2 separate regions of the Homo sapiens genome follow, and region 1 is linked to region 2. The links are chromatin contacts, found by Hi-C or POLR2A ChIA-PET in ENCODE. All regions are on one chromosome and are shown on one strand. The core of a region is the stretch at or near the end of the contact, and the rest is flanking DNA. Distances in the headings are between cores, read along the strand shown. Region 1 overlaps BACH2 (BACH transcriptional regulator 2). Region 2 overlaps BACH2 (BACH transcriptional regulator 2).

Region 1 (5,852 bases), core at 2,700-5,199, 96 kb after region 2:
ATAGTAAAAACACTCCAAGTTTCCCTTACATGTCACACTGTAGAAAGGAAACAAAACCCATTTATTTTCTCAACTATCTTGCCTGTGATAGTCTGTGTACGATAAAATTTATAGAAAACTAAAATGCTAGAGTCCCTACAGACTTCAAAGATAATCTGGCCCACTGATTTCTTTGTAAGCTGAAGCCCCTTGGCGAATCTGATGGGAGCTATGAACCATTCTCCCTCCAGAAAAATGTATATGCATACCAAATATTGTATTCACTTCCCAGCATTTTAGAGACAACCCCTGAAGCCAACCTAGGCTAAGACCCCAGACCAACGACTCTGATCTAATTCCACTGCTTTGTTTCACATATGGAGACACCAAGTTCCAAACAGGGGATGTGGCTTGGCCATAATTGCTCGGCAGAAACTATGAGAAAGTAAACTGGATGAAACTGAAAATGATGCAGATAGCAACTCTGAACCATCACAAATCAGGCCTATCATTTTGCTAGGAAAGGAGAAAAGGTGAAGTGTTTCAAGAGGAGAGCTTTCTTTCATTTTAGGTTTCTGGTTGAGCTTCTCACTGGTTTTCTTCATCTTGCCTTCGGGCCAGGCCCATCCGTGACTTAAGGCTACCTTTTCTTGTGTTTGCTTCTGTAAATCAGTAAGACCTGCATAACCTGGCCACATTCAGAAAGGAGGGCAAGTGTGAGAGTGTGAAGTAGAAACCAGTTTTAAGGAACTGTAAGAGTTCTAAAGAACTCTAATTTGGTCACATAATGGATATTTAAGAAGTATTCTGAATCAAACACTGCTCACATATTTAAGGAAGTGGCAGTCTACTAAACTGTCACCGAGTAAAAGTCCTAGAGACTTGCTTTAATGATTAGATGGAACAAATTTTCAACTACTGCATTCATCCGCACATTTGCAAATGGCTCATTCTTTTAAGAACTAAAACATTCATTCTGGGATTTTGTATTTGTGTTTAGTTCATTGCAAATTTACTCAATATATTTCGAATTCAATTCAACAAATACGCTTAGGACATTCCAATGTGACGGAATGGAAACGTGCATGGATTTTGGAGTCACTAAGATCCAAATTCAAATATTGGATCTGCTTTATCTAGACACGTGATTATTGGGCTCATTACTTAAGGGTCTCTGCGTTTCCCCATCTGTAAAGTGGGAATAATACCAACTACTGTGCAAATTGGGTTTGAAAATTAGCAATAATATAGTCTATTGTAAAGAGGCTAATGCAGTATCTGGCAAACAGGGATTCCATAAAATGGTAATACTTAAAATAATGATTATTTATCAAATATCTACAAAGGACAAACTTCATCCTAGACCCTTCTCTAAAATCTGAATTCATAATATCAAAATGAATGAGGATTTAATTCATTCTTAAAATGACTCGAATACTTGCTAAGATTTTGACATATTAAAAACTATAACCATTATAAATGAAAAGGCCACTGTTCAAATGACTAGCTTTGCTACAGTACAACTGTCAGTTTTTTGACCAAAAGGAAATTTATAATACCATTGGTGGGTTTTAAGTCTTTAGGTAAAAACTGTGTTTTAAAGTAACAGAACAATAAGACAGCAATATAGTGGTTTCTTAATGACTAAAATCTTACATTACATATTATGGTTCAGTATTAATGTGCTTTCACACTACCTACTGAGTTTTCAGACTGCAACTACTTATCCTTTTCAAATTGCTATCACTCTCTTTTTCATGGGAGATTTCTTACAAATTCCTTGGAGAATCCAAAAATTTACAGTGGAAATTTTTTCTCGATTCCTTTTTTTTTTTTTAAAGAATAAACCTATTCAACAGGTAAATCTAAATAATTTTTAGCAGTTCTAAATGTAGAGAATTCATAACTTCTTATTGTAATTGAAAAGGAACATACAAAGCAATTAGTCACTTACAAAACCCACGTTCAACCTTCAAAATAATGACTAACTTGATAGGAGAGGCAAGACTTCTTTAATTAAATACTAAAGTCTAGCCATTTGAGATAAGCAAAGCAGGTTATACAACCGTCTTCTGCACTCACAATATCCTTTTCTCCCTCTTGGAAATATATCATTTTTCAGCAATAGTAGAACATGTAACAAAAAAAGTTACTGTACTGTAGAAAATCACTCTAACCACAAGCTAAGTTTTTGGCTAAGAGTTAAACTTCATTCATTTGGATTTCACTAGTTTCACAAGAAGAAAAAGTGATTAACCCTAGTGTAAGTAAAATTCCCTTGAGAATATATTAGATTCTTAAGAAAACAAAACAGTAAGCAACCTTAGGCACTCACTTACATATAAATCCTTAGGGTGTTAACTGAAAAGCATTCCTAGCCATGCTAGAATAGGATTCTCAAACTTGAACACTGATTACCTTTTTGAGAGCTCTCTGGACAGGTGTGCTCAGAAGCACTGGAAGATACAGGAGAGTTTGATACACATTCTGAGAAAGATGGGGTGGCTCCTGTGTGTGCATGTGGCCATCTAGCACAATCACTATTCAGCACGGGACTACATTTCCCAGGCCACTTCACCTCCAGGTGCAGCCACGTGACTAGTGCTCAACAAAGGAATATGAGAAAAGATGGTGCTTTACTTCAAGGCGACTGTGATTAAGAAGTGAGGTGCAGACAATTGCAAGATGGTGTTACAGGATGAATTATGTCCCCTCAAAATTCACATGGTGAAGTCCTAACCCCCAGTACCTCAGAAAGTGACCTTATTTGAAAATAGGACCATTACAGATGTAATTAGTTAAAATGAGGTCATACTGGAAGAGAGTGTGCCCCTAATCCAATATGACTGGTGTCCTTATAAAAAGGGAAAATTTGGATACACACAGGAAAAGAGGGAAGATGATGTGAAGAGACTCGGGAAAAGGTGACCTTCTACAAGCCAAGGAGCAAGGCCTGGAAGAGATCCTTGCCTCACAGTCCGCAGAAGAAACCAACCCTGCTGACACCTTGATCTTCGACTCCTAGTCTGCAGAACTGTGTGACCACACATTTCTGTTGTTTAAGCCACCCAGTCTGTGGTACTCTGTTACAGCAGCCTGAGCAGACAAAATAGATGGTGAGGCCAGAAGACGGAAGGCACCTGAGTTCAGGATTCCTGAATCACCTCTCAATAAAAGCACTTCACTGATCAGAAATACTTCCACTGGGCTGAGAGCTGAGCAAGAAAGGAAACTAGTTGTGTCAAACCATTCAATTTTGAGGGCTTATCTGTTATACCAGCTGTCATTACCTACTATAGGACCTAATTAATTTAAGTGGCAAGTAATTTTAAATTATTTTACATGAAAACAAACATGGACCTATCACATATCACAGGGAACAATCCATGTAAAATTTTAGGATTAAAAACACTTCAAAGAAAATTTGAATTTACAGGAAGATATTTTGGGGTAAATTCTCTCAAATCCTCCATAGGGTATAAATTTACTCTCTTCTGCCAATAGAAGTAGAATTTCCTCAAGAATATTAAACAAGTCACAATGTCAAAGTTGCTGGAACTTCAACTACGCCACATAATCCACTTAATTTTTTTTTTTTGAAATTAAGTGGAGCATTTCTATCAAGTAGCCCAAGTATGTAAAATTTTACTTGGGTACTAAAGATGAGAACACTGTGAAATGAGTTATCAGCCTTTTCCAAAGTTCTCAATATTTTTATAATCAATCTGAAAAGAAGTCACTAGGTACAGAATACCTTCTGTTTGAATATGGACAAAAAATGTACCCTCTTTTATGACAGGGTAACTGATACAGAATAAATACTGGATACCATTTTCCATTTTTGATTTTTTTTTTCTGACATGAAGAAAAAATGAAATGATAACTATCTTCGGTAAGACTTAGAGTTATAGTTCAAAATACCTCAAAAGCCGAGCTGGCAGCTGGCTTCTCATGTTTATAGAAAAGCTAGGATGATTCAGCCTGAGCTCAGAGCTCAATTTAGATCATAGCATCTGGATTCAAAACACATGTGAGATGTGGCAGCCGATTTTCAGGTCATGACTGATCCAAGACAGAGATTGCAGACCACTCACCAGCATTATTCCAAATGGAGAAAGTGCCTGAGAGAAACAGAAGTCTCAAAGGTATTTGGAAGCCCACTCCAAACTGTTAGGGAACAGGTAACATCAGCATTTTCTGCATCCAGCAGCTTTAAGCAGGTGCCGCAGAAGCCAAGGGCCTGAGGATGACACTGAACAGCTTTGTCATGACATTCAGCCTTGCCATGGTCAGAAAACATCCCTCACCCATGACTTCTTTCCTGAACTGGCTATTGTTCAGATTAAACTATGGGAATCTGGTAATAAATTGGAAAACCTCTGACAGCACACACTTCCTGCTAAGATCTGTGTTTAACTTTGCTTTGTTTCGAAGAGAAAAACTGTAGTAAAGAAAAAGGAAAAATAAATGTAAATGCCCTTTTTCTTGATGAGAAGAAATCATAGTCACAGTAATTCTAATATAAACTACACAATGAAATCTAAAAGAAGAGGGGAAAATCCCCAGCTCAGTTTCAATCTCTATTGGAATTCACCTTGTGCCTTCCTTGATTTTCCTTGGATATGACATGTCCAGATGTGGGTGATTCTGCAGCTATGGATTTTATGTGCAATAAAAAAATGCTTCTCCTGCTGCTTTTCCTCACCTCCCCCCTCCCCCATCTCTTTTCCTCTCTCTCCTCCTTGTCTCTTTGTTGTGAATGTCAGGGCTGTCAGTGTCACAGTCTGACATGATTAGCGTTTCTGACATTACACCAAGAAGCAGACAGAGAGCAAGGAGAGCGAGCAGAGGGGAAGGCAGTTATGAGTAGCCATTTAAAGAAGTCCAAGGAAAAAACAAGCACAACCACCTTTCTCTGAGGTTCCTTGATTACAGGGCAGTTTATAAATCACCTTGGATTTTTCTCATTTATCCTATTAGTCTGTTTTCCTGTTCCTCTGGAGATCCCTAAGGTGTGGATCTAGTCTGTGAGATCAAAGCCAGCGGCTCTAATAACAGATAAGACAGAATTCGTGATTCAGCGGATTCTAAGGTTGTGAAGTGTAACAATCAGCGCACTTTGGGAAGATAGCGCCAGTCCATTTCGAGTATTGATTCGCTGCACTTTGTCACTCTAATGATGTTATCTCATTAAAAGAGATAAATGCCCCACTGTTCTTCTAAGAGCATCTGCTTCTTACTCTTCTCTCTTTTTCAACAGCATGGCTCTCAGCAGCAGCACATTAAAATCAAATTGAAATCCAATGCAAGGCTTGGCTACAGAGCAGCTAAGGTATCTTTTTAATTGCTTTTTCCTACTCTCAACCCCCTTCCAGCTCCTCCACTACAGTCCTTCAAAGAAACAAGCAACATAAAGAGAAAGAGATGTAGAAAGTAATCATAATAGAAAGCATTTGCTGAGTGTCTGTTACATAGGGACTCCACTGTGTCAACATTTAACTTATTCCTACCTTGTTAGATAGGTAGAACAATCCTCAGTTTGCAAATAAAGAAACGGAGTTTTGACTTTAGGTAACTTGCCCAAGATCATGAAGGTAGCGAGAGAATGAGCCACAATTTGAACAAGGGTCCATTCAATGCAAGTACTTTTTTTTTTTTTAATCTCCATTTCATTCATGGAACAAATAAGAAAATATGATTGCAACTTGATTAGAATAGGTGAAAAAATGTAAAAGAAGGTAGCAATTATTCTTCAGCCTGCTAATAGCCAAGAACACAATGCCATAGGTTTTGTTTCAACAGATTTCTTATTAAATAAAAAAGGTAGCAATTTTTCATAATGAATGTTTTATACATTATTCCTTTGTGTATCA
Region 2 (5,717 bases), core at 2,114-4,613:
CTTCTGGTTCCCCTGCCCTAAGTCAGACTTTTGATTTTTAGGGCTAATAAGTGACTCTTCCACAACTATACACACACACACACACACTTTTTTCCCCTCTGGATTGAGTAGAAAGACAATTTAATACAATGGTTAGAAAACAAAATAAGACTTCAAAACTTAGTTCTAAAAATACAAATTGCATTTAGATACCATTATCTTCTTTTTAAAAAGGTCAAATCTCAAACGTTCAGCTGGTTCCAGGCTATATAAAAATATTACTGAAAATCTGATGACAGCTTTGGTAACAAACATCTTGAGAGTGGCCCTGAAATCCTTATTTATATTCAGAAACACTAAGTGGAGTAGTCGCACGCCATTTTATGGCTGAAGGGGTTCAAAAGGAAAGAGGTCAATTGATGTTAATTGTTAATTTTTTGGAAATTCAGAGATGAAGTTTTTTTTTTTTTTAAACTCTTATCTTTCAAACAGAATTTAAACAGACACTTGTATAAGGCAGAACCCCTTTGAACCACAGATCTTGTGGCTTTTGTGTTTTATTCTACTGGCATGGAAAGGTGATGAAAGAAAGTGGGCTTTTTTGCTGCAACAGAGAAAGAAGTGGGGAGGGAGATGCAGTTATTTCAGACAGGATGGCGAACATTAATTGAGATTAAACAGCTCTGAAAGTTTCCACTTCAACATTTCAGGTTCTGGGACTCTAGCTGAAGAACCAAAGCTAGAAAATTCACTTATTTGACATTCAAGGTGTTTAAGTTCCCAAATACAACAAAGAGGTTATCAGATTTTCACTTCTATCATAAAAGGATGGTGCAGGCAGAACTACTTGCCACTAACAAGCCAGAAAAATAAAAAGTGTGATAGAAATGTGTTGAAAGTACATAATTTGAAATAATTCTTGGATTTCTGCAGACTTTATACATAAAAATTGGAATACTAGCCTGTATTGATACATCATCACCATCACCATCATCATCATCATCATCTCCACCACCACCACCACTGCCGCCTTCATCATCTCCATTTACTGAAAATATCTATTTGCTAGGAACTGTGCTAGAAATTTTACAGGAATTATTAGCCTCTCTGGTACATGAGAGAACCCTGACTCAGAGAGGCAACGTGTTTTGCTTAAGGTCATACTGCTGGAGACAGGACAACATGCAATCTGAATCCAAGCTGGCCTGTCAAGGCTACCTCCTTTCCTGTACAACACTGCCTTCCTCTACAATGTGGGGAGACTACATCCTTCTTCTGCGAAGGAAACATGACCACTTTCCCATGTGCCACCAGTAAAACATGAAAGTAAACTGACAAGGCTGCAGGTCCCACAGCAATTTAACTATTTGTATGAAGAGTTTTAGTGCTAAAATGGTTATAGTTCATGAAGCATAATTTCTTACTTGTTATATATTTCAGTGTCGTTTCTGTCCCTTGACTATGCAAAGCCCTTGCCTGGCCTTGCCACCTGCTTCTCTCTCTGCCTAGAATTCCCTCCCACAACCCTTAGCCATGCTGGTTACTTCTCCTTCACTAGGTCTAGTTCAAATATGTCACTTGCAGAGACACTGTCCTTAATGTGCTCTGTCCTCTCCCAAACAGCTAGGCATTGCCCTGCTTGTTTCCATCAAGGGATAACCAAAATCCACATGTTTATTTACTGTATAATTACCTATCTTCTCTCTTGGTCCATGTAAGACCCACAGCAGCAGGGACCTAGCTTCTCTTGCTAACCATTGATACCTGACACTTGGAATAGTGCCTGGCACAAACTTGAATGAATGGCTACACCAATACATGAATGAAGATCAGTGTTTGCAGAGTACAGTGACAGGTACACATAGAGGAACCAGAGGAGAGACATTGCCCTGGGGATCTGCCTTTGCCAGCCCTCGAGTCCTAGGCCAGAGTTCATCTGCTCTCAGCTTGAACCCTGCCTGGAGACTGAGCATACACCTGCACTTGGCCCTTGGCCCTCTTCTCCTGCTGCACCTCCTGACATAGCCTCTTCTTCCCCAACAGAGGCTCTTCCTCACACGATGAGCTCAGCTTCTCTCCCTGGATCTAATCTCTACATTCCCACCACCATCCACCTCGTATAAAAATCAATCGTGCTTACTTCTCCTGTGGTCACATACCCTTCAGATAATCTGGGGCCACGGCCTTGGGTTCCATCACACCCATAACCATGTGGCACTGTCAGGGCTGACTCCTGGCTTGTTGCATGCATCCCTAGTCCAGCCTGACATCCAGCACCAGGCTCTTTCCCAGCCTTCTGTCCTGAGCCACCTCACTTCTTTCTCCTGTCTGCCCTCTCTTCCCAGGTCCAAGCTCATGGATGACTCTTGGCAGGCTGGGGAAGAGAAAGAATGTGGAACAGAGGAGAGAGAAAGTCAGAAGCAGCAAAAGCTGCTGTGTGTCCACATGGGAAGCCCGTGGACTACATCTGTCCACGAGAATTTTCATAGTGTTCTATAGATTTTTTTTAAAAATAGTGAGTTTAAACTATGGATCAGCAGAGCTGAAAGGGACCTTGGAGATCACTGAGTCCCACTGTCTCACTGTACTGTTGAAAAACCAACATGTGAGTAATGGACCGAGGAGGAAGAAGGCAGCATTTGTGGAGGGCTTAACATCTGCTTTGGGATATAGGGTCCCAGGTCCCATAGCCAGTGAGTGGCAGAGTGGGGACCATGCAATGCTTAAATGAGCACTTCTACCCCATACACACTTTGCCCTACGACTTACATATTCATACCACGTGTGGGAAAGGGTGTGGCATTTACCACATAAAGATACTTGGAATTCTTGCCTCAAAGGGTAAGTGGGTTTTCCTTCTGTATTAGCCGATATACTTTTTAAAAATTATGGTAAAATATCCAAAACGTACAATTTACCACTTTAATCATTTTTAAGTATACGGTTCAGTGGCACCAAGTACATTTGTTTCGTTGTACAGCCTTCACCACTATCCATCCAATACATTTTTAAAGTGAGTATTTTCTAAAACTATACATCCAAAACAAGAGTGAAGGAAACAAAAAAGAAGTAGAAAGAAAAGACAGGTAGAAAATAAACTTTTGGGCATGCATTTCAGCTGACAAAAACCTTTCATACGAATTAGCTTCTCTGTGACATATTCATTATTTTCCTAGTAATGAAACGGGAACTGTGAGACACCATGTGAAAAGGCGGCTTTTATTGTTTCTCTAGGTTCTATACTAGCTGTATCCGCTTACAAAAATGTTATACAACCCAGTACATCACAGCCTTCCACGCCTCCTCCATAAAAGGACAAGTAAAATAGTATTTCTTGGAAAGACAGGCATTTACCAATGCACTGCATCTAGATGGAGCTGTCTCCATCATTCTAGTCTGTTTCTAAACAGGGTTTTAAAGTCTTGGCACAGAACACAAAGAATGTCCCTTAGCTATTCAGCATTTAGTTCAGCTCCACAATATATTTAGCAAGATTTCTTTGCCCCCCCCGCAACCCCCACCCTTCCCTTCTTGGTTTAATGACCTCAAATGTACCAACATCCTGTCTTACCTAATCCCCTAACAAGTTCTATCAAATGCCAGGACAGAATCAGACAGCACTGCAGGCTGTGAGATCATTCACTAAGAATTCATTTTTATTCCAAAAATTAGGAGTGCCAGACCATTTAACACAATCTATCACACAGCCAGAAAATTAGCCTAGCGCTTTAAGAGAAACATTTAAATAACTTTTAAATATCTTCTTCCTGACATAGATTCTTTAAAAACCTGAAGACTCTCTCCCCAGAACCAGACGCATAGACACAAAACATTTCCACATGATAGCAAGAGCTCAAGGACCCTTTGAAGACGATGTAGGCCCCCTAAGAATCCATAAACCTCAGGTTAAAATCTCTTGTAAAAGAACTCCAGTACTTCTCTTTGTCTACAAGCCCCTGTACTGGATCCTGATCCATGGAGCATCCAGGGTAACTTCTTCTGGGGCCACTTTTGTCTCTGGATGAGAAACGACTTGTTTCAGCTTCCGGAACACCCCTACGTGGCTTCTGGTCCAACTGACTGTCAACACGGCTAGGCCTCTCCCCAATTCAGCTGGCTACTCTGGGAACGTTCATTTCTCTTACTGGTCCATGACATGCTGGCTCTACCCCAGTGTTAGGTTTTGCTTTTCAATTGGCAATCTTGGATCCTGTGGTCCCTTCTGTCTTCCTGTCACTTTCCTTGTGGTCCTTGTGGAACTTTTGTTTTAAAAATTAAACCTGTTTTTTTTTTCTTTATCATAAAAGCAACGGCCTCCCGTTTGCACTTAATTCCTTTGTTTTTTCTCCAAAAGCATACTTCAGCCTTCATACCTTTGTTCTTGGGAAGACTTTGCCCACCTCTCTAAGTGGCAGGTCGTGCCACTCTCTGTTCAGTTCGGGACAGGGTTTCTCCTCCAGGAGAAGTGTGGGGCAGTGAATTAGGAATAAGCCTAAAGTCAGAGAGACCCAGGTCTAGTCCCAACATAGCTGACTTTGGCCAAGCAATTTGAACAAAGGCTCAGTTTCCTGATGTGAACAAACAAGGAAGATTAAAGCCAACATATGCTTTTGTTTTATTTTTTTTAGACAGGGTCTTGCTCTGTCACCCAGGCTGGAGTACAGTGGCGTGATCATAGCTCACTGCATCCTCGAACTCTTGGGCTCAAGCGATCCTCCGGCCTCAGCCTCCTGAGTAGCTGGGACTACAGGTGTGTGCCCTTAAAACTGGCTATGTTTTTTGTTTTTGTTTTTTAAGGAAGACTAAGAGAGCTGATATGTTCACAGCTTCTGAAACACAGAAGGTATCTAGTAAATGGTGATGATCATTTCATTCCCTTCTAACTCTTCACATATGGGATTCAGCATACATTCTATATTTTAGAAGCAACTCCTGCTGCTTTCTATTAGGTGGCCAGGACCACTTACGTTTGGAGGCTTAGGCATTTTTTAACAGGTTTATTGAGATATAATCAGCATATCATACAATTCACACCTTTAAAATATACAATTCAATGTTTTTTAGTATATTCACAGAGTTGTGCGACCATCACCACTATCTAATATCAGAACATTTCCATCATCCAAAAAAGAAAACCTACACCCATAGTAGTTACTCTTCATTTCCTTTCCCCTTCAACCCTTGGCAACCACCAATCTACTTTCTGTCTCTGTGGATTTTCCTATTCTACACATTTTGTATAAATGGAATCATCTATTATGAGGCCTTTTGTGTCTAGCTTCTTTCACTTTACCATATTTTCAGGGTTCACACTTGATGTAGCAAATGTCAATATTTCATCCCTTTTTATGGCTGCATAATAATCAATTATATTCATCTACCACATCCTGTTTATCCATTTATATCAGTTGATGGATATTTGGATTGTTTCCACATTTTAGCTATTATGAATAATGCTGCCAAGAACATTTTTGTATGGTTAGACATATTTGGACATGTTTTCAATTTACTTGGATATATACCTGGAAGTGAAATCGCTAGGTAGGATGGTTAATTTTATGTGTTAATTTGGCTAAGTCACCATACCAAGACTTGTGGTCAAACATGTTTGGGTGTCGTTACAAAGGTGTTTTTTAGATGAGATTAACATTTACATCAGTAGTCTTTGAATAAAGCAGATTACTCTTCATGAGGTGGGCCTCATCCAATCAGTTGAAGGCCTTAAGAAAAAAGGCTGA

Evidence for each region. Hi-C counts contacts between places; a loop is a spot of excess contacts on that map. ChIA-PET counts read pairs that join two places held with the same protein, here RNA polymerase II (POLR2A). Pooled maps may share reads with other maps.
Region 1: a loop to region 2 is called in a map of gastrocnemius medialis, with 5 times the contacts of the local background. The contact joins two enhancer-like sites. A Hi-C loop is called at or near these places in 2 of 168 maps with a recorded cell type or tissue (gastrocnemius medialis and posterior vena cava) and 10 of 50 pooled maps. POLR2A ChIA-PET finds 5 or more read pairs at or near these places in 16 of 52 experiments (BJ, CD4-positive, alpha-beta T cell, CD8-positive, alpha-beta memory T cell and 11 more).

The regions. Positions count from the first base shown.
Region 1 is chr6:90,190,503-90,196,354 of GRCh38, forward strand. All of the region lies in intron 4 of BACH2 (BACH transcriptional regulator 2), which reads right to left. Among named protein-coding and RNA genes, the nearest start is that of BACH2, 100 kb to the right of the region's middle. RefSeq lists a silencer at 4,128-4,422. Within about 2 kb of position 3,950, at least 3 of the 41 ENCODE cell types and tissues checked have a DNase peak (open chromatin) inside an H3K27ac peak, as active enhancers do; they include gastrocnemius medialis, where a contact is called at or near this core.
Region 2 is chr6:90,094,793-90,100,509 of GRCh38, forward strand. All of the region lies in intron 4 of BACH2 (BACH transcriptional regulator 2), which reads right to left. Among named protein-coding and RNA genes, the nearest start is that of BACH2, 200 kb to the right of the region's middle. Within about 2 kb of position 3,364, at least 12 of the 41 ENCODE cell types and tissues checked have a DNase peak (open chromatin) inside an H3K27ac peak, as active enhancers do; they include gastrocnemius medialis, where a contact is called at or near this core.